Linked DNA regions of Homo sapiens: region 1 is linked to region 2. Evidence: chromatin loops called from intact Hi-C (ENCODE). Cell type or tissue: heart left ventricle. All regions are shown on one strand.

Evidence for each region. A loop is a pair of places that touch in the nucleus more often than their neighbours do. Peaks named below come from ENCODE experiments on the same cell type or tissue, not always from the same donor. Only the 100,000 strongest peaks of a DNase experiment are listed, where the experiment ranks them.
Region 1: it touches region 2 in a loop (9-fold over the local background); 2 of 110 quality-filtered maps call a loop at or near these places.

Annotation. Positions count from the first base shown.
Region 1 is chrX:23,433,067-23,435,566 of GRCh38, reverse strand. No RefSeq gene overlaps it. Among named protein-coding and RNA genes, the nearest start is that of PTCHD1, 99 kb to the right of the region's middle. In heart left ventricle, no CTCF peak of the experiment used is centred here; a DNase peak (open chromatin) is centred at 1,036; H3K27ac peaks cover 895 bases.
Region 2 is chrX:23,371,682-23,374,181 of GRCh38, reverse strand. All of the region lies in intron 1 of PTCHD1 (patched domain containing 1), which reads right to left. Among named protein-coding and RNA genes, the nearest start is that of PTCHD1, 38 kb to the right of the region's middle. In heart left ventricle, no CTCF peak of the experiment used is centred here; no DNase peak of the experiment used is centred here; H3K27ac peaks cover 681 bases.

The DNA of each region.
Region 1 (2,500 bases), 61 kb before region 2:
CTGGATCTTGTCTAAGATCTACTGTAACCACTGCCTGGCTACTGCCTATGTTTCCTCAACATCCTAAGGTTCTACAGTCAGCAAGTGGCAAAGCCAGCCAGGCTCGTGTCCTTCCATTCAGTGTTGCAAGTTCTCCCTAGCCCCAGACAGGCCCACAGATGCCATCTGGGAGCCAGGGCCTGGAATCAGAAACCTCAGGAATCTATCTATGGCTCTGTTCTTCTGTATCTGAGCTGGCACTTAAGCCACAAGACAAAGTCCTTCTCACTCTTCTCTCCTCTTTGCACAAGTAGAATCATCTCTTCCTATGGTTACCACTGCCCCAGGGCCACTGCAAGTACTGTGTAGCTACTGCTAATGTTTACTCAAGGCCCAAGTGCTTTTTAGTCAGCTTTTGGTGAATGCTGTCAGGCCTGGGACTCTCCCTTCAGGACAGTGGGTTCCCCTCTGGCCCAGGGCAAATGCAGAAATGTTGTCTAAGAGTCAAGGCCTGGAATCAGGGACCCCCAGAGTCCACTTGGTACTCTACCCCACGGCAACTGAGCTGGTACCCAACCTGCAAAGCAAAGGCCCCTTTACTTTTCCCTTTCATTTTCTCAAGCAGAAGAAGTTTCTTTGCTTAGCCACCACAGCTATGAAAGTGCTGGGTTATCCCTGAAGCCAGCATGTCTGAGTCTTATCCCAGGCCCATGGTGAATACTACAATGGCTCTTTAGTCAGCAGGCGATTAATCCTGCCAGGACTGCGTCCCTTCCTTCAAGGCAGTGGTTTTCCTTCTGGCCATGGGTGTGTGTAGAAATATCATCCCGGAGCTAGGGCTTAGAATGGGTGTATTGGAACTCTTCCCAATATCTTATCTTACTGTGGCTGAGCTGGTGTCCAAGGTTCAAGACAAAGTCCTCTTTATTCTTCCTTCTCCTCTCTTTGAGAAGGAGAAGGAAAGAGTTTTTCCCAGAGCTGTGAGCTGTGCTGCCTGGGGTTGAGGGAAGGGTGACACAAGCACTCCCTTGGCTGCCCTGGCTGATGTCTCAAGTCCACTGGCTGCAAGCCCAGCACTGCAGCAGGACTTGGCCAAGACTTGCAGTCCTTTGTGGCTTGGATTGCTTCTCAACTTTATTTAGTACCCCAGAGCATTTTAGTTGGAGCACTGAACTGCTGCTTGCCAGAACTCAGGTTTTGACCACTGGGATGGATATTTCTCCTCTGGCTAGGCCTCGCATAAATGCTCCCTCTGTGGATGCTGGCTGAATTCTGCCCTGCGTTGCTTTCCATGGTGACAGAGCAGCCCTGAGTTTCAATGCAAAGTCCCACAGTCATGTGCTCTCCCTCCTGCAAGTGCACAGATTCTCTCTTAATACCACAATGCCACTGCTAGGGGATGGGGGAGTGGTGGCATCGAGTGGTGGCAATTCAAGACTGCCTTTCCTACCCTCTTCAGTGCCTGTTTCTGTTTTATGAAATTAAAGCCAGGTACCTTGATTGCTTACCTGATTTTTGGTTCTTATGAAGGTGCTTTTTTTCTTACAAAGGTGTGGATAGTTGTTCTATTTGGTGTTCCTGTAGGGAGGATGATCATTGAAGGCTTCTGTTCAACCATCTTGCTCCTCCTTGAGTCCCAAATCTTATTAGTCTTGAGGTGTGGGTAGATGGTGTATTCTAGGACTAACAGGTCAGTGATGACCATTTAGCATGGCTAGTGTATAGCAGGCATGGAAGGAGGTGGTGTAAGTTGAGGTTGAATAGGCAGGCCAGACAGACTATAAAGTTTTGATTTTATAGGCAATGGTACATCACTCAAAGGTTTTTGCACAGAAGAGGTGTGATGGGCATGTAACTGGGAGGGAGCTAGGAGAAGACCCAGGAGTGAGTCAGCCATGGTGGGTCAATTCGAGTTTATTGCAGTAATATGGATGAGGCATCATACAGACCTAAACAAAGGCTAGGGTGGAGGGATAAGAAAGAGAGTGTATCACAATTCATGAGGCATTTCCAGTGGTTCACTGGAGCTAGCTTGTACTAGCTTGTGAGAGCTGATTCTTTACTTGTCTTCCAAATTTCATGATCAGTGTTTTCATATTAGTAGCTTAAAATTGTCTATTGTGTGAACATTTACGCTATGGAAATTGGCAAACATTGCAAATAAAGACTTTAGTTCCTTTTTCTGGAAAGCCATTTTACTAGCATACCACTATATTTAACCTCTGTTTATAGGTCATTCCACTTCGAAAGCCTTACCTTATTGCTAAACCTGGATAACGTTCATCTTTTGTGTGCCCTCATAGCATTCTACTCCTTCCACATTGTAATACTCAACACTCTATATTTTGTTTTATAAAAAATACTTTAAATTTTTATTTTAGATTCAAGGGGTACATGTGCAGGTTTGTTACATGGGTATGTTGTCTGATGTTGAGGTTTGGCACAGCAGCCTATTGCTGCCACCACTGGTGCCTGAAGACTGGCCTACCTGGCATCCTACTACCCAGCAAAACTTCACTAT
Region 2 (2,500 bases):
AAGCAATCTCATCTGTGAGGGAAGACTCGGAGTTCGTATGGGTTCCCCATGTCGCAGCAGGATGGAGCTCCAGTCACCTCCAGTGGGAGTTAGCCTGATGACACCCCCTTTATAGGCTGTCTTCCCTTCCTTGTCTCACGTTTCCACCCCCTTCCCACTTCTTCTACTCCCAAATAAGCTGCATACATTAAAAAAATGTAAAAAGGAAGATTATGATTTGACTTCTTAACCTATATCATCCGTCCCCAAATATTACCTTCCAAGTGACACAATCAAAACTGCTTAAAAATGCTTTCAAGGAATATCTGGTTTTCACCCCTAAATAAAATGTTCCCTTCACTGAATCCCTCCAAACTACATGTCTTGATCTGGGTCTATATTCTGCAACTGTAAATGGGCAGGTGCTAACTGGCAAGGTATCCTCACTCAGGACGCAAGAAAACACCTTGAAGTGGATGGATCTGGCTGCAGCAGTTCATAAATTACGCTAGCTCCCTTGGTGTTATGTTCTGTCTTTGCATGATCTCACTCTCACCCACTCTCTTTCCTCTTCTTTTAATAGAAATGCATTACATCAGAACACCAGAAGTCGCAAGTTAGGGATTGTTACCGTGATTCATTTGTAGTGCAGCCAAAAGCAAGTTAGTCATCCCTTAATAAGTGAACAGAAATATCATCCTGCCTTTGAAATATTACATTTCCAGAGGACACCAAATTTAAGCTGTGGATATAGCCAAACAAGTGACTATCTATCCACACACTTCCTCTGCACATGTGTGCCTGGTGCCATGCTCACCTGCTCCAGTGACAAAAGACAAATGGTTACCTCTGTCAGTAATGCAATGCTAGTGCAGGTCTGGGAGAGTTGAATAGTTCTGTTTTGCTCCTTACTCTACAAGGTGGTAAACACTCTTATTGCGGGTACTGACACTGAAAAGCAGCCAAGACAGCCCTTATTGTAACTCTCCAAACAAGCTGAGTTTGTCTTTGCAGGCTTGGCTGAAAAAACAAGGCAGCTTTAGATTTGAAGCAGAGAAATCTGAGATTTTAGAAACAAAAAATAGTGATGGTGAAGGAAAATGCAATTGCAGTATCTCATTGCAACTTCTGCCTGACTCCACACTGGTATGGATAAGACAGTCAGTACAGTGAACCACAGGTTCAACAATCTCTTTATTCCCGTAGTCTGGGAGAAAATTTCACTTGGTCTTGATTTGTGAAAAAATCCTTCATATTATGAAGATACTTGGCAGTCTGTAAAGTTGAACTTTCTGATTAGAATGTTTAGAGTGGCTGATAGAGTGGCTATTTTTAAATTCCCTAAATCCTCACTTGAGTTTCATGGTCAAGCTTAAGCTGTAGTTGAGCTAGCTTGTGGGTGAAGAGTTTTGTTGGATAGCTCTAAGAGGACCCGATGCTCACAGAAACAGGAGAATGTTAAAGCTGATTGGCTGGACAAATGGCAAAGGAAAGTCCCAAGGAACCAAATGTTTGGGCTTGGGAACAGGCAACAGCTGTTACAAGATTTGATTAGCAGACCACAAATAACCATGCCAGGAACAGGAAAAACAGCATGCCAAGGACATTCAGGTCTAGAGAATGACCAACCATGGACCTGAATGGGAGGAGCACTGTATCAGGAGTCAGAAGGCTTCAATTTTAGTCCTGGTTCTGGGTTTTGCTGACCACATGACTTAGAGATAAACAAAACAATGAACCTATGAAAACACGTCACTTCCCTGCTTTAAATTCCCCTAGAGTTCCTCATCATGCTCAGAGCATTGACTTTGGCGCCTGACATGAAACATTCTCCTTGCTGACCTCTCTTCTCTGGACTCCCATCTCGCTATTCTCACATTGCAGTGCTCGTCTTGCTCTTGATTCTGCCTGGGACATTCTTCTTCCAGACACTTAAAAAACTTCTGTTCTCACTGCCTTTACTTCCCTGCTTAAATGCAATCATCTTTCCTGAGCTCACCCCTAATTTAAAAAAAAAAAAACACTAGTATGTTTGCCCATCACCATCATCTTTTCTTGTTTTAATTTTTTCATGGTACCATCATGACATGACATTATCATCATCTCTGTTTTTATTCTGCTGCCCCCATTCAAATATGAGTTCTGTCATGCCAGAATGTGTTTCTGTTTGGTCCACCTCTACATTTCCATTAACTAGAACAGTGCCTGGAACACATAACAATTGTGAAGTAAACACATGAATATAATAATCTCATGAGTAAAGGGACTTTAGTTTGTCTCATCATGGGCATGATGAAAGCCAAATGAGATGATGAGTGTGCATGCATTTTGTCAACTTTTGAGAGCTACACAAATACAATTGTATTATTATACAGCAGGAAGCATGGATGCTAGCTCCTCTGGTGAGTGGTCTTACAGCTTCCAAACATAATCTACAATTGAGTCCTGGAGCCCCTAATCCTTCCCGACTTGACAATATCTTGTGCTTTTGTGGGAGGGACATGGGTTATGAGGTTAGAAT